Regions from separate parts of the Homo sapiens genome. Here all the other regions are linked to region 3. A link is an interaction called in ENCODE POLR2A ChIA-PET data of the cell type or tissue named here. Cell type or tissue: Panc1. All regions are shown on one strand. Links, peaks and the distances in the headings refer to the core of each region. The heading gives the core; the rest is flanking DNA. Region 1 holds the start of LOC105376861 (a long non-coding RNA gene). Region 2 overlaps LOC124903876 (a long non-coding RNA gene). Region 3 has its middle 22 kb from the start of RPL11.

Evidence for each region. ChIA-PET counts read pairs that join two places held together with the same protein. Peaks named below come from ENCODE experiments on the same cell type or tissue, not always from the same donor. Only the 100,000 strongest peaks of a DNase experiment are listed, where the experiment ranks them.
Region 1: POLR2A ChIA-PET joins it to region 3 with 10 read pairs; 6 of 35 experiments call an interaction of 5 or more read pairs at or near these places.
Region 2: POLR2A ChIA-PET joins it to region 3 with 11 read pairs; 3 of 35 experiments call an interaction of 5 or more read pairs at or near these places.

The regions. Positions count from the first base shown.
Region 1 is chr1:23,832,937-23,843,383 of GRCh38, forward strand. LOC105376861 (a long non-coding RNA gene) reads right to left here and starts at 5,700. Exons shown (of 3, transcript XR_947068.2): 1 at 5,128-5,700. In Panc1, for the core only: no CTCF peak of the experiment used is centred there; no DNase peak of the experiment used is centred there; H3K4me3 peaks cover 1,463 bases.
Region 2 is chr1:23,562,437-23,572,883 of GRCh38, forward strand. LOC124903876 (a long non-coding RNA gene) reads left to right here. Exons shown (of 3, transcript XR_007065537.1): 3 at 10,311-10,447. Among named protein-coding and RNA genes, the nearest start is that of ID3, 8.2 kb to the left of the region's middle. RefSeq lists an enhancer at 6,623-7,157. In Panc1, for the core only: a CTCF peak has its summit at 4,004 (motif pointing left); no DNase peak of the experiment used is centred there; H3K4me3 peaks cover 1,181 bases; H3K27ac peaks cover 5,070 bases.
Region 3 is chr1:23,708,207-23,718,653 of GRCh38, forward strand. No RefSeq gene overlaps it. Among named protein-coding and RNA genes, the nearest start is that of RPL11, 22 kb to the left of the region's middle. In Panc1, for the core only: no CTCF peak of the experiment used is centred there; no DNase peak of the experiment used is centred there.

The DNA.
Region 1 (10,447 bases), core at 1,213-9,212, 130 kb after region 3:
ATGACAGGCACATGCCACCATACCCAGCTAAATTTTTTGTTTTGTATTTTTTGTAGAGATGAGGGTCTTACTATGTTGCCAAGGCTGGTCTTGAACTCCTGGGCTCAAGTGATCCTCTCACCTTGGCATCCCAAAATGCTGGGATTGCAGGCATGAGCCACCATACCCAACTGGATAACTCATTTTAAGAAGAGATGAGATTATGTTGAAAATGAAGCCCACAGCAGCAGGTCATACACATCAATTTTTGGGGAATAAACTCATCTTGTTTGTGCCTTAATTGAAGAGGACCGACAATTAACAGCACAAACAGTAGCCAACACCATAGACATCTCAATTGGTTCAGTTTACACAATTCTGATGGAAAACTCAAGTTAGAGCAATTAAGTTAGACATAACTTTATGCTTGGAAAGTATGGGGAAAAAAACCCTAACTCATGGGTCAAAGAAAAAATCAAAATAGAAATTATAGGCCAGGCACAGTGGCTCACACCTGTAATCTCAGCACTTTGGGAGGCTGAGGCAGGTGGATCTCCTGAAGTCAGGAGTTTGAGACCAGCCTGGCCAACATGGTGAAACCCTGTCTCTACTAAAAATACAAAAAATTGGCTGGGCGTGGTGGCAGGTGCCTGTAATCCCAGCTACTTGGGAGGCTGAGGCAGGAGAATAGCTTCAACCTGGGAGGCAGAGGTTGCAGTGAGCCAAGATTGTGCCATTGCACTCCAGCCTGGGCAAGAAGAGCAAGACTCGGTCTAAAAAAAAAAAAAAGAAAAGAAAAGAAAGAAATTATAATAGGCCGGGTGTGGCGGCTCCTGCCTGTAATCCCAGCACTTTGGGAGGCTGAGAAGGGTGGATCACTTGAGGTCAGGAATTCAAGACCAGCCTGACCAACATGCAAAACCCTGTCTCTATTAAAAATACAAAAATTAGTTGGGCATGGTGGCTGATGTCCATAATCCCAGCTACTACAGAGGCTGAGGCAGGAGAATTAATTGAACCCAGGAGGCGGAGGTTGCGGTGAGCCGAGATCACACCACTGCACTCCAGCCTGGGTGACAGAGCAAGAGTCCATCTCCAAAGGAAAAAAAAAAAAAAAAGAAATTACAATATACTTAGAATTAAATGATAATGGAAATATATTAAAAGACAAATGCTTGTATTGGAAAAGGTAGTTGAAGAGTAGTGAATGAAGTTTCTAACTCAAGATGTGAGGCCAGATGCAGTGGCTCATGCCTGTAATCCCAGCATTTTAGGAGGCCGAGGCAGACAGATCACCTGAGGTCAGGAGTTTGAGACTGGCCTGGCCAACATGGTGAAACCCTATCTCTACTAAAAATACAAAAATTAACCGGGCATGTTGGCACACGCCTGTAGTCACAGCTACTCGGGAGTCTGAGGCAGGAGAATCGTTTGAACCTGGGAGGCAGAGGTTGCAGTGAGCCGAGATCATGCTGCTACACTCCAGCCTGGGTGACAGAGCAAGACTCCATCTCAAAAATAAATAAATAAATAAAAAGAAAAGAAAAGAAAAAGGTGTGAGAAAAACAACAGACAAAAAGTAAGTAAAATAAAAGACAAAATAAAAGACAGAAATTTGTTTGTTTTTTGAGACAGCATCTTGCTCTGTTGCCCAGAGTAAAATGTGGTGGTCTGATCACAGCTCACTGAAGCCTCAACCTCATGGGCTCAAGTGATCCTCCTGTCTCAACCTCTCGAGTAGCTGGGACTACAGGCATACACCATCATACCCAGCTAATTTTTGTATTTTTTGTGGAGGGGGTTTCGCCATGAACTCCTGGGCTCAAGCGATTTGCCTGCCTCAACTTCCTGAAGTGCTGGGTTTCAGGCATGAACCACTGCACCTGGCCTGAAAAGGTAGAAATTTGAATAAAATAAGAAAATATTACAACAAAGAGGATCATCCAACAACAACAACAACAAAAAAGAAACTTGGTTCTTTGAGTCTAATAAAATTGACAAGCTTCACAACAGATCACAAAAAAGGCATACATGTTTACTGCCTTTTTAAATTTATTTTTTATTTTTGAGACAGAGGCTTGCTTTGTCACCCAGGCTGCAGTGCAGTGGAGCGATCTCAGCTCACTGCAACTTGTGCCTCCAGGTTCAAATGATTCTCCTGCCTCAGCCTCCTGAGTAGCTGGGATCACAGGCACGTGCCACCGTACCAAGCTAATTTTTGTATTTTTAATGGAGATGAGGTTTCACCATGTTGGCCAGGCTGGTCTTCAACTCCTGACCTCAGGTGATCCACCTGCTTTGGCCGCCCAAAGTGCTGGGATTATGGGCCTGAGCCACCGTGCCCGGCCGTTTATTGCCCTTTATTTTTTTATTTTTTATTTATTTTTTGAGGCGGAGTATCGCTCTGTTGCCCAGGCTGGAGTGCAATGGCGCTATCTCAGCTCACTGCAAGCTCCGCCTCCCGGGTTCACTCCATTCTCCTGCCTCAGCCTCTCGAGTAGCTGGGACTACAGGCGCCCGCCACCACGCCCAGCTAATTTTTTTTTTGTATTTTTAGTAGAGGCGGGGTTTCACCGTGTTAGCCAGGATGGTCTCGATTTCCTGACCTCGTGATCCGCCCGCTTCGGCCTCCCAAAGTGCTGGGATTACAGGCGTGAGCCACCACACCCGGCCCATTTATTGCCCTTTAAAAGAACACTGAAGGTGGGGCGCGGTGGCTCACACCTGTAATCCCACCACTTTGGGAGGCTGAAGCAGGTGGATTACGAGGTCAGGAGTTCAAGACCAGCCTGGCCCAACATGGTGAAACCCCGTCTCCACTAAAAAAAAAAAAAAAAAAAAATCAAAAATTATCCGGGGGTGGTGGCAGGCGCCTGTGATCCCAGCTACTCTGGAGGCTGAGACAGGAAAATGCTTGAACCTGGGAGGTGGAGGTTACAGTGAGCCGAGATCATGCCACTGCACTCCAGCCTGGGCAACAGAGCAAGACTCTGTCTCAGAAAAAACAAAAACAAAAACAAAAAACCACCACCACACTGAAATGTTTAGTGTACAAATTTATGGACAATAAATCTGAAAACTGTGTTGAAATGGATATTTCCCAGAAAATCATAACTGAAAAGAAGTGGCCTAAAAATAAAAGAATCTTTGCATACACTAGGATGGCTGTAATTAAAAAAATAGAAAATAAGTGTTGACAAAGATGTGGAGAAATTGGAACCTTCATACATTGCTAGTGGGAATGTAAAGTGGTAGAACTGTTGTGGAAAACAGTTTGGTGGTTCCTCAAAACGCTAACCACGGACTCACCATATGACTTAGCAATTCCACTCCTAGGTATATACCCCAAAGAACTGAAAGTCAGGAACTCAAACACATACTTATACACCAATGTTCATTGCAGCATTATTCACAAAAGCCAAAAGGCATAAACAATTGAAATGTCCATCAACTGATGAACGGATAAACATGCAATGAAGTATTATTCAACCTTAAAAAAAGAGTAAAATTTTGATACCTGCTACAACATGGGTGAACCTTGAAATATTATGCTATAATATTATATGTTAAATGTTATGCTATAATAAGCCAGACACAAGATGACAAATATTGTATGATTCCACTTATATAAAATACCTAGAATGGCAAATTTATAAAGACAGAAAGTAAATTAGAGGTTCCCAGGGGCTGGGGTGGTGTGGGGAGAGGAATGGTGAGTTATTGCTTAATGGTCGTATAATTTCTGTTTGGGGTAATGAAAAATTTTAGAAATACGTAGCAGTAACGGTTGTGATACCGAAAGGAGGTACTGGGAAGGCAAGAGCATGGTCCCTATAAATGATAAGGAAAGGAGGGAAGGAAGTGCTGGGAAGGGAAGAGCATCGTCCCTATAAATGATAAGGAAAGGAGGGAAGGAAGTGCTGGGAAGGGAAGAGCATGGTCCCTATAAATGATAAGGAAAGGAGGGAAGGAAGTGCTGGGAAGGGAAGAGCATGGTCCCTATAAATGACATAAAAAGGAGGGAAGGAAGTGCTGGGAAGGGAAGAGCATGGTCCCTATAAATGACATAAAAAGGAGGGAAGGAAGTGCTGGGAAGGGAAGAGCATGGTCCCTATAAACGATAAGGAAAGGAGGGAAGGAAGTGCTGGGAAGGGAAGAGCGTCGTCCCTATAAATGATATGGAAAGGAGGGAAGGAAGTGCTGGGAAGGGAAGAGCATGGTCCCTATAAATGATAAGGAAAGGAGGGAAGGAAGTGCTGGGAAGGGAAGAGCATGGTCCCTATAAATGATAAGGAAAGGAGGGAAGGAAGTGCTGGGAAGGGAAGAGCATCGTCCCTATAAATGATAAGGAAAGGAGGGAAGGAAGTGCTGGGAAGGGAAGAGCATGGTCCCTATAAATGATAAGGAAAGGAGGGAAGGAAGTGCTGGGAAGGGAAGAGCATGGTCCCTATAAATGATAAGGAAAGGAGGGAAGGAAGTGCTGGGAAGGGAAGAGCATGGTCCCTATAAATGACATAAAAAGGAGGGAAGGAAGTGCTGGGAAGGGAAGAGCATGGTCCCTATAAATGACATATAAAGGAGGGAAGGAAGTGCTGGGAAGGGAAGAGCGTGGTCCCTATAAATGATAAGGAAAGGAGGGAAGGAAGTGCTGGGAAGGGAAGAGCGTGGTCCCTATAAATGATAAGGAAAGGAGGGAAGGAAGTGCTGGGAAGGGAAGAGCATGGTCCCTATAAATGATAAGGAAAGGAGGGAAGGAATTGCTGGGAAGGGAAGAGCATGGTCCCTATAAATGACATAAAAAGGAGCGAAGGAAGTGCTGGGAAGGGAAGAGCGTGGTCCCTATAAATGATAAGGAAAGGAGGGAAGGAAGTGCTGGGAAGGGAAGAGCATGGTCCCTATAAATGATATGGAAAGGTGGGAAGGAAGTGCTGGGAAGGGAAGAAGAGCATGGTCCCTATAAATGACATGGAAAGGTGGGAAGGAAGTGCTGGGTAGAGGAGGACGTGAGAACGTGGTCCTTGACTGCAGCTCCACCCCCACAGACCTAGGTGAGGACAGGCATTTTTGTTTTCCTGTCCCAATGTTGCGTTTCCCAAGACCACCCGGCCTGCCCCGCCCCCATCCTGTGCCTATAAAAACCCCCAAGACCTTAGCAGGCAGACACACAGGTAGCCGGACATGGAGAGGAGCACATCAGTGGAGGAACACACAGGCGGCTGGACGTCCAGAGGAGCACATCAGCAGGCACTGGCACGCCAGCAGGCCGCTGACCAGCAGAACGACGCAGAGTTTGGCTGGGACTGTGGAAGGGGGTCCCGGGCTGCTGAGTGGCCCCACTCCAGGGGAAAACCTTCCTACTCCATTCTCTTCTGGCTTCCAACATCTGCTAAGAGCTACCTCTACTCAATAAAACCTTGCACCCATTCTCTAAGCCCAGGTGTGATCCAATTCTTCTGGTACACCAAGGCAAGAACCCGGCATATAGAAAGCCCTCTCTGTCCTATGACAAGGTTGAGAGCCCACTCGAGCTGGTTAACTAACACAAGTCGCCTATAGACAGCAAAACTAAAAGAGCACCCTGTAACACACGCCCACTGGGGCTCCAGGAGCTGTAAGCATCCACCCCTACATGCTGCCGTGGGGTTGGAGGCCCACAGCCTCTGCCTGTCTGTATGCCCCCCTAGAGGTTTGAGCAGCCTGGCACTGAAGAAGCGAGCCACACCGCCCTCGCACGCCACACTCCCCTCGCACGCCACACCCCCGTCGCACGCCACACCCCCCTCGCACGCCACACCCCCGTCGCACGCCACACCCCCCTCGCACGCCCTGAGAGGGGGAAAAGGAACTTTACCCGTTTCAGTTGCACAACATTGTGAAAATAATGCCACTGAATTGTACACTTAAAAATGTTTAAAGTGACAAGTTTTATGTTACATATATTTTATCACACACAACAAAAGGGGTTAAACATACAGTTACCATATGACCCAGTAATTTCGCCTCTAGGTATATGAGGGGACTTTAAAAACTTATTGGAAAATGGAATCAAAATATTAAAATAAAAAATATAAACCTCATTTCTCAGTATAAGCTCTATCAAGGGCAAGACATTTTTGTAAAGCTATGATATGCATTTAGTTTACCTTTAAAGGGCAGAGGGTCCTGGGAATTAAACCACGTCAATGCAGTCTTTTTTGCATTATTAACTGAAGAAAAATGGGTGCCTTTTAAAGATTTTTTTTTTTTTTTTTTTTTTTTGAGACGGAGTCTCTCTCTGTCGTCCAGGCTGGAGTGCAGTGGCACAATCTCGGTTCACTGCAAGCTCCGCCTTCCGGGTTCACGCCATTCTCCTGCCTCAGCCTCCCGAGTAGCTGGGACTACAGGCGCCCGCCATCACGCCCAGCTAATTTTTTGTATTTTTAGTAGAGACGGGGTTTCACCGTGTTAGTCAGGATGGTCTCGATCTCCTGACCTCGTGATCTACCGGCCTCCAGCTTTTTTTTTTTTTTTTTTTTTTTGGAGTCTCGCTTTGTCGCCCAGGCTTGAGTGCAGTGGCGCAATCTCGGCTCACTGCAACCTCTGCTTCCCGGGTTCAAGCAATTCTCGTGCCTCAGCCTCCTGAGTAGCTGAGATTACAGGTGCCTGCCACCACACCGGGCTAATTTTTGTATTTTTAGTAGAGACGGGGTTTCACTGTGTTCGCCAGGATGGTCTCGATCTCCTGACCTCGTGATCCGCCCGCCTCGACCTCCCAAAGTGCTGGGATTACAGGCTTGAGCCACTGCGCCCGGCCCCTTTAAAGATTTTTTTAAGATTACAAAACAATAAGAAGTCAGGAGCGTTGTCCTGAAGTGGGGAAGTACTCTTTGGTGAAGCTTTCCCTGGCCTTTCTGTTTGTTTGTTTTTGAGACAGAGTCTCACTCTGTTGCCCAGGCTGGAGTGCAGTGGCACAATCTCGGCTCACTGAAACCTCCTCCTCCCAGGTTCAAGTGATTGGGAGGCCAAGGCGGGCAGATCAGTAGGTCAGGAGTTCGAGACCAGACTGACCAACATGGTGAAACCCCGTCTCTACTAAAAATACAAAAATTAGTCGCTTATGGTGGCGCAGCCACTCAGGCTGAGGCAGAATTTCTTGAACCTGGGAAGCAGAGTTGCAGTGAGCCGAGATTGTACCACCGCACTCCAGCCTAGGCGACAAGAGCAAGACTCCACCTCAAAAAAAATAAAAATAAATAAATAAATAAATAAATAAATAAATAAATAAAAGTTCTGCTTTATAAAGCTGAGGTGGTGAGTTTAAAAAATTATTTTATTATTATTATTTTTTTTTGAGACGATGTTTCGCTCTTGCTGCCCAGGCTAGAGTGCAGTGGCTCGATCTTGGCTCACTGCAACTTCCACCTCCTGAGTTCAAGCAATTCTTCTGCCTCAGCCTCCTGAGTAGCTGGGACTACAGGCACGCACCACTAGGCTAATTTTTGTATTTTTAGTAGAGACAGGGTTTCACCATAATGGCCAGACTGGTCTCGAATCCCTGACCTTGTGATCCATCCACCTTGGCCTCCCAAAGTGCTGGGATTACAGGCATGGGCCACCGCACCTGGCCTATCTGGGTGCAATACTTTTAGCACCCATTCAGTGGAAAGTTTGCTGAACTTTTTCAGTCAGAATTGTGTAAGCCGAACCAATTAGATGTCTATGATGTTGGCTGTTGTTTGGGCTGTTAATCGCCAGTTCTCTTCAGTTGGGACACAAAGTGAATTTTTTCCTCAAAAATTGATATAGATGATCTGCTGCTGCAGGCCTCACCTTCAACATTGTCTTACACTTTCTTAAAATAAGTTATCCATTTGTAAACTGCTGATTTATTTGAGGCATTGTTCTCATAAACTTTTCATAAAGCATCAGTGATTTCACCTTCTTCCACTGAAGCTTCATCATAAATCTGATGTTTGTCTGGGTGTGGTGGCTCACGCCTGTAATTCCAGCACTTTGGGTGGCCGAGGCAGGCAGATCACCTGAGGTCAGGAGTTCGAGACCAGCCTGGCCAACCTGGTGAAACCCCGTCTCTACTAAAAATACAAAAAGTTGGCTGGGCGTGGTGGCAGGTGCCTGTCATCCCAGCTACTTGGGAGGCTGAGGCAGGAGAATCTCTTCAACCTGGGAGGCAAAGGTTGCAGTGAGCCGTGATTGCGCCACTGCCCTCAAGCCTGGATGACAGAGCAAGACACTGCCTCAAAAAAAAATGTTGATGTTTGTTCTTGCTTCAATTTTAGCAGAATTCATATTGCTCTGATAGGGGCACTTTTCAAACTGATGTCTTTTTTTTTCCTTAGTGCCTCAAAGTAGATTCTGTGGCAGTAGAGGGGATGGAGTAGTGTGAAGTTATTTGCAACTATGTACAAGTTTTCCCTTCTGTTCTGGTGCCTGGGAAGATAAGCACAGTGCAAAATAAGATTTTTTTTGAGACGGAGTTTCCTAAGATAAGCACAGTGCAAAAATAGTTTGTCACGCTAGGATTTTGTGGCAAATGAGAGTGAGTGGCCTCCCAAGGTCCCTAGCTGAAGAGTTGAGACACACTGTGGGTCTTTATAAGGCGTTCAACCCACTCTTCATTGCAATCCATCCTGACCTTGCCTGGTCATTTCAACACTGAATGACTTTAGACATTTGAGTTCAGGTCAAATCTTTTAAGGCATTCAATTTATTATCTCCATTGTGGAAGATCCTGCAACATGGATTTACTGGATACAGATTTAGTAGCAAGATCTGATACAGTCTGGAAAACTTAAGAATTGAGGTCAGGCGTGGTAGCTCACGCCTATAATCCCAGCACTTTGGAAGGTGGAGGTGGGAGGATGGCTTGAGGCCAGGAGTTCAAGTTTAAGAACCAGGACACACCTTGGACCTCCATTTTGTAAGGGGTTCCATCCACATCTTCACAGCAAACCATCTGCACCCGTCACTCTCCACAGACCTATTCCACCTGCTCAGGGAAAGGAAACAACACACCTTGGACCTTGATTTGTAAGAAGCTGAAATTACTTATCTCTATCATAACTATCCTGGAATCTGAAATCATGTCCAACAGCACAGATTTACTCCAGATACTAGATGCAGTCTGGGTCTCAGAGATGGGAACACAGTTTGAGATTTGATTTTACAAGGAGTTGGATCTACCTGTCTCTGTTGGAACTAGCCTGCAATCAAATCCAATAGCGTGGATTTACTTCAGACATTGGATGCAACATTGAAGATTTAAGGATTAGGGACACATTTGGGACTCAATTTTGAAAGGAGTTTCTCCAAGTTTTCATAGCAGCCATTCTTGAATAACACTCAACAAAGCTGATTTACTCAAGACATTGGATACAGCCAGGCGTGGTGGCTCACGCTTGTAATCCCAGCACTTTGGGAAGCTGAGGTGGGCGGATCACTTGAGAATAGGAGTTCAAGACCAGCCTGGTCAACATGGCGAAACCCTGTCTTGTCTAAAAACACAAAAAAATTAGCCGGGTGTGGTGGTGGGTGCCTGTAATCCCAGCCACTCGGGAGGCTGAGGCAGGAAAATCACTTGAACCCAGGAGGCAGAGGCTGCAGTGAGCCAAGATCAAACCATTGCAATCCAGCCTGGGCAACAAGAGTGAAACTCCATCTCAAAAAAAAAAAATGACATTGGATACAATATTGAATTATTGTTGGGGACACATTGGGGGCTTGATTTTGAAAGGAGTTGGGCTGTCAGTTTTCTTAGCTGCCATCATTGAATAATGCCCAAGAGCACGGGTACACTTGAAACATTGGACGTATTGAAGACATAGTGTTGGGGCCATACTTTGGAATTAAATTTTTGAGGACTTGGTTCTTCTACTCCTCTTGATAAAAATGATCCTGGATTCATGCCGTAAACCACTCCAGACATTTGGTGTCTTCTAGAAGATTTAAGAGCTGAGAACATTTTGGCCAGGCGCAGTGGCTCACACCTGTAATCCTAGCACTTTGGGAGGCTGAGGCGGGCAGATCACTTGAGGTCAGGAGTTCGAGATCAGCCTGGCAACGTGGTGAAACCCCGTCTCTACTAAAAATACACGTGCCTGTAATCCCAGCTACTCGGGAGGCTGTGGCAGGTGAATCCCTTGAACCTGGGAGGTGGAGGTTGCAGTAAGTCAAGATCATGCCACTGCATGACTCTGTCTTAAAAAAAAAATCTGAGAACATTTCTAGGGCTGGAATTTTGCGATTTTGCCACCAGGAGTTGGAATTTTTCATGGATTCACCCAACAGGATTTGCTCAACACATTCTACAAAGTCAGCAAGGCTGGGTCAAGAAAACTCCAAAAGGTCTGAGAGAGGCTGCCTGGCACCATCTTGTCACCCTTGCATCCCCTTCCTTTGGGAAATGGAAGCTGGAAACTTGGGGCCATTGGAGCTGCAATGGTTTGGTGCTTCTTGCACAACTCTTGCTAAT
Region 2 (10,447 bases), core at 1,031-9,030, 150 kb before region 3:
AGACTCAGCCCCAGACAGCCTGGCGCCAGGGTGGGACGTCATGCGTTCACACAGGGATGCGTGTCCCAGGCAACCTTTCCTCGGGCAGTCACCGGCCGGCGACTGCCTCCCCCACCAATGAGCGCCGGACACCCGAGAAAGGGGCGGGGTCTGCATCGCCCCAACCGCGAGCGGCTTGTGAATTGCAGATGCTGAGAACTTGATAATGTTGCTTCAATTGGGGCCCTTTAAAGTCTTTTTTTTTCTTTCTCTTTTAGTTCTTTATTTTCTTTTGTCTATTCCCTTTCTTTCCACCTTCTTCCTTTATCTATATATGTGTATAATTTTTCTTCTTCTTTTTTCTAACTATCTCCTCCCAGTGTCAGGAATCATTTTGTAAGCATTTCCAGGAACTCAATCTTCCTCTGCCAAAATAAAAAAAAGAAAAAAAAATTCAATGTTGTGCTCTCTGATTTTTTTTTTTTTGAGAAGTTGGCAGAACTCTTTAAGTTATACTGTTTTGTTTTTTAAAAAATTTTAGAATTTTTTAATTTCGTGGTAGTGGGCTCTCTAAATTGTTGATTTCAAAGTCAAAGTAATGATGACAAGGATTGCAGATGCCTTTTTGTCTAAGCTGAGCCTCTATTTATTATCTATCTATCATCTTTTTCCCATTTATGTCCCAGACATGGGGATCATGGGGACCTCAGAAACTTGCTCACGTTTACTTGGGATGTCAGTAGCTGGCCTATGGCCAGAACCCAGACCTCCTCTCATTTGACTCTCTGTCCACTCTGCCCTCTCTCTCTTTTTTTTTTTTGGGATGGAGTCTCACTCCGTCGCCCAGGGTGGAGTGCAGTGTTGTGATCTCGGCTCACCGCAACCTCCACCTCCTGGGTTCAAACGATTCTTCTGTCTCAGTCTCCTGAGTAGCTGGGACTACAGGCGCACGCCACCACACCCGGCTAATTTTTGTATTTTTAGTAGAGACAGGGTTTCACCATATTGGTCAGGCTGGTCTCGAACTCCTGACCTCATGATCCGCCCGACTTGGTCTCCCAAAGTGCTGGGATTACAGGTGTGAGCCACCGCGCCCGGCACTCTTAATAGCATTAGGGTGGTCTTAGAACATTCCCAAATGCCACATTTCATAATATGTATCTCCTTGCTCATAAGTGCCTAGAAGGTGTGGTGAGGACTTTGCAGTCACACACATAGAACATCCCTTCTCCTTCTCCTCCCCTCAGAGAGTCTGGAGCCCAAAGTATTGCTTGAGATTCAGGTGATACAAGGAAAGCACAGGGGATTCAGAATCAAGACCAGGCTCAATCCTTGCCCTGACTTCTCCTACCTTCACTCTGTCTCAGCTGTCTCTTCTATTAAATTGGGAGGAAAATACCATCCATCTACCTCACAGCTGGGAGAGTCAAAGGGGACAAGGGATGGAAAATGGTGTGGGAAACAGTTATTTTTATGTGCTGTAATGTGATGTAGCCCCTGTTGAGTGGGATAGGTGGTACCAAGTGAGTTGAGTGGTCCCTGCTGAGGCTGTTGTCAGGAATGTGAGGAGCATCAGGATCTAAGGCATGAGTCCTTACAGGGGTGGGGATTTCAAAGGCCTCCAGGATGGGCTACTCTCTAACTCAGAAGCACTCAGCGCCACCGCCACCATCATCATTCATTGAGTTCTGTTTGCCAAGTCCTGTTTGCCTTCTTACACATTTTCCCGCTGATCCCTTTTATAGACAGAGAGACAGTGGCTCAGAAAGGTGAATGTGCTTGCCCAAGGTCACATAGCTAGATAAGTGGCAGGTCCAAGATTTGCACCCAGGTCTGCCTGTCTCCCAAAGCCTGTATCCTCCTGCACCTATGCTTCTCCTTCTGCCCTCACAAAGGACCTCCTGGGAAGGTAGCTTGGACTTGAGAGGGTTTTATTCTACCAGATAGGGAAAAGCAAAGGTAAATCCATTAGGTAGGGAGACAGACACCGAAGTGTTGGGGTACTAGGGGAAAACATTGTTTTCTGTGCAGAGAGACTCAGAAAGCATTGGAATTTGTTGGAAATCTAAAGCTTTTCCTCCCTCAAATCCTCCCTCAAAGACCTTCCTATCCATACTTACGTTTTAGGAGATGTTTATTCTTTTTTTTTTTTTTGGAGACAGAGTTTCACTCTGTCACCCAGGCTGGAGTGCAATGGCATGATCTCGGCTCACTGCAATCTCTGCCTCCTGGGTTCTAAGCTATTCTCCTGCCTCAGCCTCTGGAGTAGCTGGGATTACAGGCACGAGCCACCACGCCCGGGCTAATTCCAGGCTGGTCTCAAATTCCTGACCTCAAGTGATCCACCCACCTAGGCGTCCCAAAGTGCTGGGATTTCAGGTGTGAGCCACTGTGCCCGGCCAGATTATTCTTAAAGCAAGTACACAGTAACTATTCCTGTTTTTAGGAGTCAGCTTTAGAGTTGAGCTCCCTCTTCTAACCCAGAGTCAGCCTAGCTTCAGTCAGCCACAACGCCCTGAAGTTAATTAACCCCTTACTTCAGCAGGCAGGCAGTAACTACAGAATGCCCACGGACCATCTGGGATTGAGGGCTGAGCACCCACAGGGAAGCAGGAAGGGAATTCATTTTCTGAGGAACTGTCATGTGTTCAAAGTTTCATAAATTTTATTTTAATAATTGGCCCTCGAGTTTTTTTGGGTAGGTATTATCATGATCATTTTCTCCACAAAAATACTGAAATTCAGCTGGGCATGGTGGCTCACATCCGTAATCCCAGCCCTTTGGGAGGCTGAGGTGGGCGGATCACCTGAGGTCAGGAGTTTGGAACCAGCCCGGCCAACATGATGAAACCCCATCTCTACTAAAAATACAAAATTTAGCCGGGTGTGGTGGCGGGTGCCTGTAATCCCAGCTACTCAGGAGGCTGAGGCAGGAGAATCGCTTGAACCCAGGAGGCGGAGGTTGCAGTGAGCCGAGATCACACCGCTGCACTCCAGCCTGGGCAACAGAGCGAGACTCCGTCTCAAAAAAACAAAAAACAAAAACCAAAAAAACGAAACAAAACAAAAACTGAAGTTCAAAGAGATTTATCCACACAGCTGACGGGGAAAAGGAGAAAACAATCAGAATTTGAATCCAGGCCTATGGCTCAAACACTGATACACACAAAGACAGAGATCTTCAAGCTGCTCAGTGTCCAGACACAAAAGGACTGGTTCCCTCATCCTTGCACTTCTAGGCTAATGAGTACAGAGACAGCCTTTGCCTCATTTCTCTGTTAAGGGAAAAGTTTGAAACTTCTAGACTTTGGAGAGCATCAGTAGGTTATGTAGGAATTTAACTCAGACTTAACAAACAGCAAAAGAAAAAGAATTATGAACTCATAATGCAGAGTTTCACTACTTCCAAAGCAATTTCATTCAGTTTCATTGAACATTCCCCGCAACCTTGTGGGGCACACAGCTCACCTGCTTCGTAATCAAGTCTTATTTGTCTCCCTGGAGTCAGTATCCTTCACGGTGCCTGGCACCAAGTAGGCACTTAATAAAGTTGTACTGAATTAAGTTCCACCCCATTAATTGCTTTTGGGAGACAACTTAGAGGGGGGATTTGAGACTCAAATGCAGGCTGTGCTGGATGACTGATTCTATGACTCCCAGGCATAATGTTCTTTGCTGTAGACAGATGCTGATGGTTGGATTTGGGACCCCACTAATCAGGGTTCAGGAAAGGCCTTAGAATGATGGGGTCCAAGGTAAGAAAAGATGAAGTCCAAAAAAGGCCTTGAAAAGCAATATTCACCTGCCCAAATGTGTTGGCCTAGGTCTCAGCAGTAGTTCAATGGCTGAGAGAGTAGAGAGGTCGGGAAGGGAGGGATGTGGCCTGGGGACCGAGCTGACCCTGCCTGAGAGGAAAGGGCTTCCCTGACCCTAACCGGGCCAGAGCTCTGCAGTGAGCTAGAGATACGGGGGTGCCAGAAAGCAGAGGTAGGGGCGCAGCTCAGAGAGAGCCTCCTGCTGGCCACAGCTATCCCTGAGTGTAATCAAGTGGCCCAAGCATCAGCAGGCTTAGGAGGATCTTTTGCAAAGTGCCAGTCATGAACCAGACATTTTACATGTATTATCGCCCTCAATTCTCATATCAGTTGAGGCTCAGAGAGGTGAAGTGACTTGCCCAAGGTCACACAGCAACTGGGAGGCAGAACAGAGTCCAGAGTTTATGGTTTGCAGCATGAGCCAGGCCACCAATTGGCGGGAGAAAGGAATCAAATGCTGGAGAATGGGAACTGTCTTAATAAGAAACTGGGGGCTGGGCATGGTGGCTCAGACCTGTAATCCTAGCACTTTGGGAGGCCGAGGTGGGCGGATCACCTGAGGTCAGGAGTTTGAGACCAGCCTGGCCAACATGGTGAAACCCCATCTGTACTAAAAATACGTAAGTTCGGCTGGGCGCGGTGGCTCACGCCTCTAATCGCAGCACTTTGGGAGGCTGAGGTGGGTGGATCATGAGGTCAGGAGATCGAGACCATCCAGGCTAACGCTGTGAAACCCCGTCTCTACTAAAAATACAAAAAATTAGCCGTGTGTGGTGCTGGGCGCCTGTAGTCCCAGCTACTCGGGAGGCTGAGGCAGGAGAATGGTGTGAACCCAGGAGGCGGAGCTTGCAGTGAGCCGAGATCGCAAGCCACTGAACTCCAGCCTGGGCGACAGAGCGAGACTCTGTCTCAAAACAACAACAACAACAACATAAGTTCGCTGGACGTGGTGGCTCATGCCTAAAATCCTAGCTACTCAGTAGACTGAGGCAGGAGAATCGCTTGAACCTCGGCAGTGGAGGTTGCAGTGAGCCGAGATCATGCCACTGCACTCCAGCCTGGGTGACAGAGTGACTCCGTCTCAAAAAAAGGAAGTATGTATTTGACATGGATTTTGTTTCACAGAACTTTATGGTGTCAGGCAGTGTGTGTGTGTGTGTGTGTGTGTGTGTGTGTGTGTCTCAGTTTCTTTCTTTTTTTGAGAGGAAGTCCCACTCTGCTGCCCAGGCTGGACTTTAGTGGCGCAATATTGGCTCACTGCAGACTCCAACTTCCGGATTCAAGGGATTCTCCTACCTCAGCCTCCTGAGTAGCTGGGATTACAGGCGTGCGCCACCACGCCCAGCTAATTTTTATATTTTTTGTAAAGACGGTGTTTCGCCATGTTGGCCAGGCTGGTCTCAAACTCCTGACCTCAAGTGATCCGCCCGCCTCAGCCTCCCAAAAGTGCTGGGATCACAGGCGTGAGCCACCGCGCCCGACCTCAGTTTCTGAGTGTATTCCTACCTGAGAATATGCTGTCCACCCTTGTCTGAGTGTGGGGCTGTCCTTGGGGGCTGTGCGCGGGGTGCGCCTATGTGTCTTCCTCCCTGGGTGTTTCAGCCTGCTGTGTGTGATGTGTCCCCGGGTCTAGTATAGGATCTTCCCTGGGTGTGCGGCTTTCTATGTGCGTGCTTCAGTGTATGTCCATCTTCCCCCAATCTCCTAGCCAGGTGCGGAACAGGGCCAAGAGGACAATAGGCTCGAGCGCCCAGGTGGCCTTTTCCTCCACTCCCTCACCCACCGCGACCCTCCCCTCCTGCACCCCGCGCCCTGACTGCCCCCTCTCTGGCCCTGCCCGACCTTCCGCGGCCCTCCCTGCCCGCGCCCCGGCGGCCCCACCCTGGCCCTACCCGGCCCTCCCCGCCCGCGCCCCGCGCCCGGCGGCCCCAACCCCCGGCGGTCCCGGACGCGCAGCTGCGGGACACACAATCGCCGGCGCCCCCTCTCCGCCCCCCGCGCAGCCCCTCGTCCAACAAAAGCCGCTTTCTTTCCCCACAACAGATTAAAGACCAGGAGGGGGTGAAAAATAGCTTCTCCGGCCACTGGCGGGGGAGGGGCGCGGGAAAAGCTGGGACTTTGGGGACTCTTTGATAGCGAGTGTGTGGGAAACCCGAAGGAATGTGGCTGTTCGGACCGCCGCGGCGGGGCCAGGCGCCGGGAGGAGGGTCCGCACCTCCCCCGCTGGGACTCCCGGGACCTCCCGGACCCCCGCGGCCCCAGCGTCCCTGCGGCCCCGGCGTCCCCACGCCCCACGCCGCCAGCGCCCTGCACGCCGCCTCCCGCCAGCTGAGCGTCTCCCGCGCCCCCTGCTTTTCCTCCCCTAGTCAATTTCCTCACATTCTAATTTCCTTACTTTCTTCTCACTTTCCCTTCCAATTCTCCTTTTCGCGAGTCCCCTATTCTCGTCCTCCACCTCTTTCTCTATGTCTTTTGCTCAAGTCTGTTCCCCTCGTCTCCCTCCCCGGGTCTTTATCTTGATCTATACATTCTTTTTTTTTTCTCTTTGTCTGGGACACACTCTGTGTCTCTTTGTTTCCGTGTCTCTTGCTATTTCTTGGTGGCTTTCCTGGGTTGGGTCCCAGGGATGGTGGATTTAGCACCGTCGCTGTCGCCCTTTCTCCTGCCCATCTGGAAGGGCTGGGAAAAGCAGGCCAGGGTGTGGGCAGTTTGTTTAAATGTCCCTCTCCCGCCACACACGTGTGAGTGCAGGTGGGCGCTGGGCAGGGAAGTCTGGGGAGCCCAGGAACACCCAGGGAGGAGCTGTGGGGAGGCCTGGCCAGCTAGACCAGGATGGAGCAGGGATGGGGGGACTCGTGGAAGCCTCCAAGGGTTTGGAATTATTTTTGGCCCGGTATAATTCAGTCTCTGAAAGGAATTCCTGGCCCAGGACCGGATGGTGGCCTTGGGACCCTTATGGGAAATGAGTTGGGTCTCCTGGCCCCCTCCTCTCTAGTCCTTGGGACAGGCTAGTGGGAGGAAGGGGGCTGGTTCAAGACAAAGGGCTTCCAGGTGGCTGAGGAAGGAGACCTTCCATGTGAAGACAGCGTGGTACAGTGGGGAACTCAGCCCTGGATCTTGGAATCCCAGCTTTCCCCTGGGCTCTGCCACTCCCTGACAACCTGGGCGAATCCCTTCTTCCTCTCTGGGCGTCAGTTTCCCCACCTGTAAAATGAGATGTTTGGACCAGTGGCCTTCAGCCTTTTTTTCCACCCTCAGATTGTAAGGTCTGATTTGTTCCAAATGCATTGCTTATATTAATGAATCTGCTTTCATATTTTGTGTTTATGAAAGACAAGCATTCAGTCAGGCTTTCTGATTAGCATGCTTCATTACCATGCAGAACTGGTCTAATTCAAAGAACAAAGACACCCCAGCCAAAGATACCCTAGACAGACTCTCGAACAGAGATACCCCAATTCCAGCTAAAGACACCCCAGACAGACCCCAAAAGCTCTTGGTGTTTTAGTAGTCTGTGCAGCAAAATCCCATGGAAGAAGAGCACAGGCTTTGCAGTCAGACAGCTTGGGTTTGAATCCTGACTCTGCCAGTGTCCAGCTGTGACCTTGGGGAGGTCACACACACCCTCCCTCAGTTTTCTTATCTGGAAAAAAGAAATATTCATGATATCCACCCCCACATAATTGTATTATATCAGATAACAGATACAAAAATTTAAGAAATAGGTGCTCAATGAGAGTTAGGATGTTGATGCTTTATACGAATGCTGTCCAATAGAACAATAATGCAAGCCACAAATGTAATTTTAAATTTTCCAGCAGCTATAGTTAAAAAAGCAAGGACAGTGAAATTAATTTTTTTTTGAGATAGGGTCTTGCTCTGTTGCCCAGGCTAGAGTGCAGTGGTGTGATCATGTTCAAACTGCAGCCTCGATGTCCTGGGTTCAAGTGATCCTCCCACCTCAGCCTCCTGAGTAACTGGAACCACAGATGCGTGCCACCAAGCCCGGCTCATTTTAAAATTATTTGTAGAGACAGGGTCTCACTATGTTGCCCAGGCTGGTCTCAAAACCCTGGACTCAAGCTATCCTCCCACCTCAACCTCTCAAAGTGTTGGGATTACAGGTGTGAGCCACTGTATCTGGCCTTAAAATTAATTTCAGTAATATACTTTACCTAATCCAATATATTCAAAACATTATTTCAACATGTGATGAACACAGAAAAACTATTATTCCTACATTATTTTTTATACTTAGTCATCAAAATCTCGTGTCTTTAATTCAGCACATCTCAGTTTGGACTAGATACATTTCAAATGCTCTGTAGCCACACATAGCTAGTGGCTACCAATTGAAAAACTCTGGTACTCCAGATGTGTGCCACCACACCTGGCTAATTTTTTTTAAAAAATTGTGTAGAGATGAGGTCTTGCTATGTTGCCCAGGCTGGTCTCAAACTCTTGGCCTCAAGCAGTCCTATCATCTCAGCCTCCCAAAGGAATTACAGTCATGAGCCACCATGCCCAGCCCAGATGAGATTTTGGTACGTGAAGACAGGGCAGGAGAAAGACTGGAGGGAAGGGGGCAGAGAATGGTATGAACAAAGCTGCTCAGGTGCAGATCACTTGATTGGGCAGGAGCGAGGAGGTGGAGAGGTGCAGGCCAGGATTGCAGAAGTAGATGGAGGTGGGGTATCTGGAGAGCTTTGAATGCCAGGCTAAAGAGCACAAATAATGTAAGCATACTTCCAGGGGGAAAAAAAAAAGAATTTGGTCAGTTTTTTCAGAGTGACTGTGGTTATGAGATCCACTTTATTCAGGGAAGAAGGCAGCCGTTCTCTGGGTACTGTAACTATTCCTGTTTCTATTGAAACCTGTTAGTGCTAACTATCATTTACTGAGGATTTACTATGACCAGGCGCTATGCCAAGCACTTTGTGTTAATAATCCTGTTTAATTATCTCAGCGAACCCTCATATGCTGCTGATGGGAAGGTAAAACTTCGGAAAACAGCTTGGCCATTTTTAAAAGTTAAATATCAGCCGGGTGTGGTGGCTCACGCCTGTAATCCCAGCACTTTGGGAGGCCGAGGCGGGCGGATCACCTGAGGTCAGGAGTTCGAGACCAGCTAACCAACATGGAAAAACCTCGTCTCTACTAAAAATACAAAATTAGCCGGGTATGGTGGCACATGCCTGTAATCCCACTGTAATCCCAGCTGCTCGGGAGGCTGAGGCAGGAGAATCACTTGAACCCAGGAGGCAGAGGTTGCAGTGAGCTGAGATCGCTCCGTTGCACTCCAGCCTGAGCAACAAGAGCAAAACTCCGTCTCAAAAAAAAAAAAAAAGTTAAACAGCAATTTATCACATGACCTAGCAGTTCTTCTCCTAGATCTCTACCCAAGAGAAATGAAAACAAGTCTACCCAGAAACTCATACAGGGATGTTCACAGCAGCATTGTTCATGATAGCAAAAAAGTGGAAATGACTCAAATGGCCATCAGCTGATGAATGGATCAACAAAATGTGGTGTATTCATACAATGGAATATTATTCAGCTATAAAAAAGGAATGAACTACTAATCTACACAATAAATAGATGGACCTCAAAAAATATGCTTACATGAAAGGAGCAAGACACAAAGGACCACATACTGTGCAGTTCCATTTATGTGAAATTTCTAAAAGAAATTTCTATAAATTTCTAAAAATTTATAGAGACAGAAAGTAGATTAATGGTTGCCTGGGACTGGGGGACAGAAGGGGAGTGACTGCTAATGGATACAGGGTTTTATGTGGGGGTGATGAAAGTATTCTGGAATTGATGTGATGGTTGCACGACTCTGTAAATGTGCTAAAAATCATTGAATTATATACATAAATATTGGTGAATTTTCTAGTATGTAAATTAAACACCAATAAATCTCTTTTTAAAAATTCTCCCAACAACTTTTTTTTTTTTTTTTTTGGAGACAGGGTCTTGCTCTGTTGCCCAGGCTGGAGTGCAGTGGCCTGATCATGGCTCACTGCAGCCTCAACCTTCATGCTTAGGCAATCCTCCTGCCTCAGCCTCCCGAGTAGCTGGAACCACAGGTACATGCCACCACAGCTGGCAAATTTTTTTTTTTTTTTTTGAGATGAAGTCTCACTCTGTCGCCCAGGCTGGAGTGCAGTGGTGCAATCTCGGCTCACTGCAAGCTCCGCCTCCTGGGTTCACACCATTCTCCTGCCTCAGCCTCCTGAATAGCTGGGATTACAGGCGCCCACCACCATACCCAGCTAATTTTTTTGTATTTTTAGTAGAGACGGGGTTTCACCATGTTAGCTAGGATGGTCTCGATTTCCTGACCTCGTGATCTGCCTGCCTGGTCCTCCCAAAGTGCTGTGATTATAGGATTATAGACCACTGCGCCCGGCCCAATTTTTTTGTACTTATTTGTAGAGACAGGGTCTCTCTATGCTGCCCAGGCTTCCAAACAACTTTTGTGACAGATACTATTATCATCCCATTTCACAGTTGCGGAAGCATCAGAAAGGTGAAGCCACCCGCCTAAGACCGAAGAGCTAGAAGCAAAAGAGCCAAATTTCAAAACTGCAAAGTGTTCCTGACCTCTGGGCTGTCCTGCTTCCTGGAAATTGCTTGGGCAGTGCGCT
Region 3 (10,447 bases), core at 856-8,855:
ATGGGCAGATGATAGATACATCTTGAAGGTAAACCAGCAAGATTTCCATGGACAACTGGATGAAAGATAAGAGAGAAAGTGAAGTTGAGAATGACTCAAGTTTCTGGCCCCTAGCAAAAGAAGTATGGAGTTGCTGTTAATTTCGATGGAGAAGGTAGCATGGAACAGATTTGACAGTTAGGAATTCCATTTTGAACATGCGTAACTTAAAATCTATCATCTAAAGGAAGATGTTGAGTAGGCATTCTGGAGGCTGGTCTGCAGATATCTGTTTGGAGGTCTTCAGCATAGGGAGGTCCGTATTTACAGTCTTGAGACTGGATGAAGTCATAGGGGAGTGAGTATGACAGAAAGGGAAAAGGACCCAGGACTGAACCTTAGGGTACTTAAGCATTAAGAGGCCTGAGAGGCGGCCGGGCACAGTGTCTCACACCTGTAATCCCAGCACTTTGGGAGGCCAAAGTGCGAGGATTGCTTGAGGCCAGGCATTCGAGACCAGCCTGGGCAACATAGCAAAGCCTCATAGTGAGTCTCTATTAAAATTGTTTTAAAAAAACTAGCCAGGCATGGTGGTGCATACCTGTAGTCCTAGCCACTTGGGAGGCCAAGACAGGAGGATTGCTTGAGTCCAGCAGTACAACACTGCACTGAGCTGAAATCACACCACTGGACTCCAGCCTCAGCAAAAGAACAAGACCCTGTCTTGGCCGGGCGCAGTGGCTCACGCCTGTAATCCCAGCACTTTGGGAGGCTGAGGCGGGCAGATCACAAGGTCAGGAGATCAAGACCATCCTGGCTAACACGGTGAAACCCTGTCTCTACTAAAAATACAAAAAATTAGCCGGGCGTGGTAGCGGGCATCTGTAGTCCCAGCTACTCGGGAGGCTGACGCAGGAGAATGGCGTGAACCCGGGAGGCAGAGCTTGCAGTGAGCCGAGATCGCACCACTGCACTCCAGCCTGGGCGACAGAGCGAGACTCCGTCTCAAAAAAAAAAAAAGAAAAAAAAGAACAAGACCCTGTCTCAACTCAAAAAATAAGAATAATAATAGTAATAAAAAGAGTTGTGAGGAAACAAGAGGAATTGGCAAAGGAGAAAGAGGGACCGGTAAAGTAGGAGATAAACCAAGTGCCTGGTAACCTGGAAGTAAAGTCAGGGTGTGTGAAGGAGGAGGGATGATGAACTGAGGTGAGTGCTCCCAAAGAGTCCGGTAAAACGAGGACTTTGAATTAGGCATTGGACTTCACAGCATGAAGGCCTCTCGTGGCCTCTCTGGAGCAGTGCTGCCAGGGTGATGGGCCAGAAAGCCTGAGTATAGTGGGCTTCAGAGAGAAGGTGAGGAGAGTGACTGGGGACAACTGGTAGACAATGCTTCCAAGGAGTTCTGCTGTCAAGGGGAACAAAAGTGGGAAAAAAACTTTCTATGACTGAGAAAATCCAGTAGAGAGAAAAATTGATGTGGGAGAAGGGAGACCTGCAGTAGCAATATCCTTGAGTGGGTGAGAAGGGTTGGCTTGTAGCACACAGAGGGGGTTTAGACTTGGATAGAAGCGTGGCTGGGGTGTTGGTGATAAGTTGGGAGCCTGCCTGTGTGAGTGCACATGTTGGCTGGTGGTAGATACGGGATGGAGTTCTGTGGATGTGCCCGGCCGCCTCTCAGGCCTCTTAATGCTGAAGTACCCTAAGATTCAGTCCTGGGTTCAGTTCTCTTCAGTTCTCTTCGCATTGCTTTCATTTTCTCAGTGAAGTAGAAATAAAGGTAGGGATGAGTCACTGGGAGAGTCCTGCGCCATGTGTGGGGAACTCTACCTGAGGGCAGGACCCTCAATGCAGCCTCTATGGGTAAAGAAATAGGTTTGAGAGGTAAAGAGCCATGCGCAGGATCACACAGCTGGTTAGTAGCAGAGCCAAGCCTAACCCAGATGGCCTGGTTTCCTGCCTAGCATCTGACAGATCCATAAGAGACAAATCATTTCACCATCTTGACAAGGTTGAACTCTCATGGCTCTTCCTAGTAGTGTCTCAATCTGCAGGTCTGTTCTGATACAGAGATGTCCTGCAAGCAGCTCTTTCCTCTCTGTCTGTGCTTTCTGGGTTCTGCCTTGCCTGCCTTCCAGCTGCTCTGCATCTTTGTCCTACAAGATCAGTGATGCTCAAATTTGAGAGTACATTAGAATCTCCTGTACGGCTTGTAAAAGCTGGATTGTTGGGCCCCCACCCTCAGAATCTCTGATTCAGTAAATCTGGGGTGTCTGAGAATCTGCATTTCTAGCAAGTTCCCAGGTGATGCTGAGGCTGATCCCGGAACCAAGCTTTGAGAACCACTGTGTTAGACTATAAATATCCCTCTTGGATTCAGGTTCATGAAGGAACTGTGTTAGATTATATACATCCCTCTTGGATTCAGGCTCATGAAGGAACTGTGTTAGACTATATACCTCTCTCTTGGATTCAGGTTCATAAAGGAACTGTGTTAGACTATATACATCCCTCTTGGATTCAGGTTCATCCCTCTTGGATTCAGGTTCGTGAAGGAACTGTGTTAGATTATATACATCCCTCTTGGATTCAGGTTCGTGAAGGAACTGTGTTAGAGTATATACATCTCTCTTGGATTCAGGTTCGTGAAGGAACTGTGTTAGACTATATACATCTCTCTTGGATTCAGGTTCGTGAAGGAACTGTGTTAGACTATATACATCCCTCCTGGATTCAGGTTCGTGAAGGAACTGTGTTAGACTATATACATCCCTCCTGGATTCAGGTTCGTGAAGGAACTGTGTTAGACTGTATACATCTCTCTTGGATTCAGGTTCGTGAAGGAACTGTGTTAGACTGTATACATCCCTCTTGGATTCAGGTTCGTGAAGGAACTGTGTTAGACTGTATACATCCCTCTTGGATTCAGGTTCGTGAAGGAACTGTGTTAGACTGTATACATCCCTCTTGGATTCAGGTTCGTGAAGGAACTGTGTTAGACTATATACATCCTCTTGGATTCAGGTTCGTGAAGGAACTGTGTTAGATTATATACATCCCTCTTGGATTCAGGTTCGTGAAGGAACTGTGTTAGACTATAAACATCTCTCTTGGATTCAGGTTCATGAACTCGGAAGGCATCTATCTGTCCTCTGTCAAGCCTTAGGAGTGCCTCCCATTGATTCTGTTCTAAGAATGTTTGCTGAACTCATTCATTTGGCAAATTTTTATTGTGTGCCTGGCTGTGTGTTGGGATCTGGGGGATACAGCACAGAGAACCCATTCAGCTGTTAAGTGGTATAGCAGAGATTGAACCCAGGCAGTCTGGCTCCAGAGGCCATGCTGTTAATCACCACCTTAATACACCAGCACCATACTGACCCTTCCTCATTGTCGTCAGAGAGATTGAAAGAGAACTGGAAAGAGAATGACTTTCTCACTTTGTGATTCATTGTTAATTAATATGGTATCCATGTGCCATCTAAAATCATTTGGGCTGCCAGTAGTGCCACCCCACACTGTAGGATACAGCAGGTTAGAACACAGGGTGACATATGGTGTGGCAGGAGTTTGCTTAGGTAGTTCTGTGAGCACTGTGTGAAGGAGTGGTGGGGCGGGAGGTGGTGGGGGGAGCGGATTACAAAAAACCCGTTTGATTTAAATCTATTATCATGACAAACCAGGCAAAGAAAAGAGTTTGGAGAAAAGTCATCTCAGGCAAGGCAATAGGGATCACCAAGTTATGGAAGCAAGAAGGATATTAGGTATTTGGTATGCCTGGAGTTGAGAGAGTGTTGGGGGCCTGACAGGAAATGGGACTGAATTGACTAGATTTTTGAAGGGCCTTGAACATCAACCTAAAGAGCCTGAGCCTGATCTTGAAATCCAGTCAGCTGCATTGGGAAGGGCATGGGCTCTGGAGCCATCGAGATCTGGGATGGAATCCTAGTTCTGGCTCTTAATAACCTTGTGATCTTCATGACTTTCTTAATTTATCTGAATTCAGTTTCTTTGGTAAATAGAAATAAATAGTCCTATCTGACTTGGTTATGAGGAGCAAAAATAATGTAAATACCTGGCATATAACTATGACACAAATGGTCATAACTATTATCAGTTACCTTCATGTTTAGAAAGCTCATCCTAGGCCAGGCGCGATGGCTCATGTCTGTAATCCCAGCACTTTGGGAGGCCGAGGCAGGCGGATCATGAGGTCAGGAGATCAAGACCATCCTGGCTAACACGGTGAAACCCCATCTCTACTAAAAATACAAAAAATTAGCCGGGTGTGGTGGCGGGCTCCTGTAGTCCCAGCTACTCGGGAGGCTGATGCAGGAGAAAGGCGTGAACCCGGGAGGCGGAGCTTGCAGTGAGCCGAGACCGCGCCACTGCACTCCAGCCGGGGCGAGAGAGTGACTCCATCTCAAAAAAAAAAAAAAAAAAAAAAAAGAAAGCTCATCCTAGCAACAGTGTACAGGGAACAAGGGCAGTGTACAGGGCAAAGGCAGAAGCAGCAGGAACATTTTGCCATATTCCTGATGAGAGATGATTTGGCCTAATTGAGGCAGTTGGAGAGGGGGTGGCAAGTAAAGCTAGTCAAGTGACATCTGGTGTTAATTACTGCTGTTTACGTGCAACCCTGAAAGTCCATAGCAAATTTTAATTTATAATTTTGCTGAGATACCGTAACCGACATCTATATGAAAGTCACCTGCTAGTGAAGGTGATGGAAGACGAGAGAAAATGAGGCAATCTAAAGAAAACGGTTTCTGAGATGGAAATCAGCTGGAGATAGAGGTCAGCTTCATCAGAGACTTGGATCCATGATGGGAGGCAGCCTCTGTATAGACAGTACTGTTCATTCTGCAGCAGAGGAAAAGCCATTTGTTCTCATCATTTACATCCAGTATAAAAATTACTGGGCGGGCACGGTGGCTCATGCCTGTAATCCCAGCACTTTGGGAGGCTGAGGTGGGCAGATCACAAAGTCAAGAGATCGAGACCATCTTGCCTAACATGGTGAAACCCCGCCTCTACTAAAAATACAAAAAATTAGCTGAGCGTGGTGGCGGGCGCCTGTGGTCCCAGCTACGCAGGAGGCTGAGGCAGGAGAATGGTGTGAACCCGGGAGGCAGAGCTTGCAGTGAGCCAAGATTGCGCCACTGCACTCCAGCCTGGGTGACAGAGCGAGACTCCCTCTCACAAAAAAAAAAAAAAAAAAAATTATCAAAGAAGAAAAAGGTCAGGCAAAAGTTGGAAAGATAATTTAACTAACTCTATAAAGCACTGTAGTCCTGGATTTATATGATCAGTGGGTATCCGAGAGTCTTTTTCTAGTTATATTTTATTTCATATTCTAGAGACAGTTATATGGAGGCATATACTTGGGAATTCTCAAAAGTCTTTTATCCTCTAGAATATCAGATGTTTTCAGTAGAATTGACAAGCGTTGGTCTATAATTTTCAAGTCAATACTTTTCTTATGTTTTTGAAGATGGTAACAACAAATTTGAAGTTATCTAATGTAGGTTCTATAAAGCAATTACAGAATAAAGAGCTTGGCTTGAGATAGTTAATCTAGTATCCTGGTCCAGTCTTTCAAAGTACCTGCCACTGATCAGAGCATATCTGGAAGACTATGGTCAGTTTGGAGGTTTATATTTTAAGAGGGAAGTTGACATATTAAAGCAAGGTCCAGGCCGGGTGCAGTGGCTCACACTTGTAATCTCAGCACTTTGGGAGGCCGAGGTGGGTGGATCACTTGAGGCCAGGAGTTTGAAACCAACCTGGCCAACATGGTGAAACCCCGTCTCTACCCAAAATACAAAAATTAGCTGGGTGTGGTGGCAGGCATCTCTAGTCCCCCCAGCTACTCGGGAGTCTGAGGCAGGAGAATCGCTTGAACCCGGGAAGCAGACCTTGCAGTGAGCCGAGATTGCACTACTGCACTCCAGCCTGGGCGACAGAGTGAGACTCCATCTCAAAAAAAAAAGAACATAGACTCCTGGGCCCCCTAGGGATTCCGATTCAGTAGATCTTAAATGGGGATGAAAATTTGCATTTCTAGGCCTGGCGTGGTGGCTCACACCTGTAATCCCAGCACTTTGGGAGGCCAAGGCAGGTGGATCACCTGAGGTCAGGAGTTCGAGACCAGCCTGACCAACATGGTGAAACCCTGTCTCTACTAAAAATACAAAATAAGCTGGGTGTGGTGGTGCATGTCTGTAATCCCAGCTACTTGGGAGGCTGAGGCAGGAGAATTGCTTGAACCCGGGAGGAGGAGGTTGCAGTGAGCCGAGATTGCGCCATTGCACTCCAGCCTGGGCAACAAGAGCAAAACTCTGTCTCAAAAAAAAAAAGAATTTGCATTTCTAACAAGTTCCCAGGTGATGCTGATGCCACTGGTCTTCTAAGCATTATTTATTTGGTTGTTTGTTTGTTTATGAAGTGAGATCAGGAGCTGTTAGAGAGTTTTCAGCTGTGGAGGGCATATGGCTGCATTTTCTTTTATTTAAGTTTTAAATATGGGATCTTGCTATATTGCTTAGCCTGGTTTTGAACCCCTGACCTCAAGCGATCCTCCTGCCTGGGCCTCTCCAGTGGCTGGGACTACAGGCATGGACCACGGTGCCCAGCCCTCATTTTCAATTTTGAAAAGGTGACTGTAGTGGCAGTGTGGAGAATGAATTGCAGGGGTGGGTATGGCAGAAGCAGAGAAACCAGGTGGAAGCTTTGGTCATAGTTGCATCAAGATGCTAAGGCTTAGGCTTGCTTGGGCTTATGCGGTGAGCACCAAGTCTCCTGTAGGGATCAACCCTTGTGTGGTTACTATGACGTTGGCTTACTTTTAAAGGTCTCTAGGTGCTGTTCTGCCTGGTGTCCTGCTCTTTTCCATAGAGGGCTCAGTCCCATAAGACTGCCCCCACTTCAAATGCCAGTCACAACTTGGTTATCACTTATACTTCTGACCAACAGACTATAAATCACGGTTCCACTACCCCTCCTTGAGTTCAATTAATTTGCCTAGAATGGCTCACAGAACACAGGGAGACACTTAAATTTGTGAACAGCCGGATGAAGAGATGCAAAGGCAAGGTATGGGGGAGAGGACACAGATTCCATGCCCTCCCTCGACACACCACCCTCCCAGCACCTCTCCCCAAGCATCCTTTGGGTGGAACTTGATGCTCGCCTTTCCCCCTCTGCATTCAGTTTGTCCTTTCTCTCTCTCAAAGAAGGTACAGTATCATACTGTAGAGGACAAGTGTCTAAAAATCATATGCCTCAAGTAATTATCTTTTTTTAAACAGATAATCAGAGTCTCATTTACTTTATATCGCTTTAAGTCACAGAATGAGGGAATGACAGAGTCAGAATTTGAACCCAAATCTCCTGAATGCTTTGCATTATACCCTACTGCCTTATGCAGGCCGTGTAACCTTAGGTAAATCTTTATGCTTTCCATCTGTTTCCTGCCCGGTTCAAGAGAGATCATGTATGTGACAGTGCCAGGCAAACCCCACCACAGTGTAGACCTGTGAGTTGCTGCCATCATCCATGTGGTCATGTGGTCAGTGTTTGTCAATGTGTCTAACATTTCTTATCTGGGAATTGTAAAGAATTTCTCAGTTTTTTTTTTTTTTTATTATTTTGTTTTTAAGACAGAGTCTTGCTCTGTTGCCCAGGCTGAAGTGCAATGGCACGATCTTGGCTCACTGCAACCTCCACCTCCCAGGTTCAAGTGATTCTCCTGCCTCAGCCTCCCGAGTAGCTGGGACTACAGGCACCCACTACTGCGCCCAGCTAATTTTTGTAGTTTTAGTAGAAATGGGGTTTTGCCATGTTGGCCAGGCTGGTCTCGAACTCCTGACCCCAGGTGATCTGCCCACCTCGGCCTCCCAAAGTGCTAGGATTACAGGCGCGAGCCACTGCGCCGGGCCAGAATCTCTCAGCTTTAATTGTGGACTGAACCTCTATGGAGAGAATGTGTGTATAATGAATTCCTCTGTGCTCCAGGATATATTCCTTTGGTCCTTGTTTTATAAATTTCCCTCATGCTGATGTAAAAAAAAAGATATTATCATGTCTATCAGCTGAGCACACACAGGGGGATTGAGAGGAATGGAGAAAGACAGGAGGAGGAGGAGATAAGGGAGAACTAACATGGCCAGTATGTATCTCCTTTGTTCTAGGTGTTTGACATATTTGAGATCATCTTTACAGTTGTCCTATGAATTATATATAACATTCCTATTTTACAAGGAAAAGAGGGCCTCAGAGTCACCACCAGGAAGTGGTGGAACTTGAATGCTAACCCTGATCCTTCTGATTCACAGTGACCCCTCACACTGTGCTCTGTTGCCCCAAGAGGAGATACGAAGCATAGATCCGTGGGCTCAATTTTGTTTGGTTTGGTTTTTGAGACGGGGTCTTGCTATATTGCCCAGGCTGTTCTCACACTCCTGGGCTCAAGCAATCCTCCCACTCATTCTCCCAAGTAGCTGGGATTGCAGGCATGTGCCACAGTGCCTGGCTCAGTTTTATATGATTCTACCAAATAGCTTCAGATAAGAACATAGGGAGTATGAAACCCCATGTAAAGGCATGAATGTCAGAAAACTTAAGGAAACAAAAACATGGCTTGCATCTGTAGTCTCAGCTACGTGGGAGGCTGAGCCCATGAGTTGAAGACCATAGCATGCTGTGATTGAACCTGTGAATAGCCACTGCGTTCCAGCCAGGCAGCATGGCGAGAGCTCATCTCTGGGCACGGTGGCTCGCGCCTGTAATACCAGCACTTTGGGAGGCCGAGGCAGGCAGATCACGAGGGAGTTCGAGACCAGCCTGACCAACATGGTGAAACCTTATCTCTACTGAAAATACAAAAATTAGCCGGGTATGGTGGTGTGCACCTGTAATCCCAGCTACTCAGTCAGGAGGCTGAGGCAGGTGAATCTCTTGAATCCGGGAGGCAGAGGTTGCAGTGAGCCGAGATCACGCCATGGCACTCCAGCCTGGGCGACAGAGTGAGACTCCATCTCGGAAAAAAAAAAAAAAAAGAAAGAAAGAAAAAGAAAGGGAGAAAACCAGGCAGATCTATGGCCAGTCATAGAAAGAAAAAGAAAGGGAGAAAACCAGGCAGATCTATGGCCAGTCAGTCTCTTTGGGACCTCTGGGAGTGAAAATCCCCGTCAGGAATTGTTGTCACTTTTCTTCTGTGACATCTGCTTCAGGCTTCCAGCCTTCACCCAAGTCAGCTAAATTGCCATTGTTTCATTAATTTAACAAATGTTGATTGAAGGGCCAAGCCCATGCTGGACCCATCGATGTATCGCCTTTATTTTAGGCGCTTTGCTCTAGTTCACTTACTTATGGGTTCACCAACTATTTAGTGCCCCCACCAGGGATATAGAGATGGTTTAGTCACAATCTGTGCCTGCAGGGAGCTCACAGTCTAGTGAGGGTACCACACAATGAAACACAGAGGAAGACAGACGTGGCTTCTACCCTCATGGTGCTAGACTACAGTGGAGGAAGTGGGGAGGGAGCATAAACCAATAAAAAGTGGACAAAAAGTAATACATATTAAGTATAGAGTTACCATTTGATCCAGCAATTCCACTTCTGGGCATATTCCCAAAAGAATGGAAAGCCCAGGAACCAATATGTGTACACTGATGTTCATAGCACCCCTATTCGTAATAGCCAAAAGTGGAAACAACCCAAATATCCATCAGCAAATGAATAGATGAACAAAACGTGGTCTGTCCATACAATGAAATATTACTCAGCCTTAAAAAAAAAGGAATGAAATCCTGATACGTGCTACCATTTGGGTGAACCTCGAAAACACTATACTAAGTGAAATAGGCCAATCAGAACAGGACAAATATTCTATGATTCCACTTGTGTGAGGTACCTAGAGTAGTCACAGTCACAGAGATAAAAATAGAACTATGGTTGCCAGGGGCTGGGGGAGGGAAAAATAGGGAGTTATTGTTTATTGGGTGCATAGTTTGAGCATGGGATGGAAAAAGTCCTGGAGATGGATAAGATGGATACTGGTGATGGTTGCAGTGTGGATCTACAGAATGCCACTGACTGAATGGCATAGCTAAATGTTAGATATATGTATTTATTTTACCACAACACAAAAATAATACATTTGAGACTTTGTCTTGAAGAACATGAAATTTAAAATTATGAAAATAAATTCATTTTATATTTAACCAACAAAAGGTAATACAAATAGTAGTCATATAATAGCCATCATGGTCAGTGCTACAGAGAGTCCTATCTGGTGTTGGGAGAGAAGATGGCAGGTAAACCTGCTCAGGTTAGTGGGGTTCTGAAACCGAGAAGGGCTTCACCAGGAGAATGGCATTTCAACTAAGCCCTGAAAGAGAAAGCTTGGTGAGAAGGGGTGGGTGTTTGTGGAAGACAAGACATTCCAGGCAGCAGGAACAGC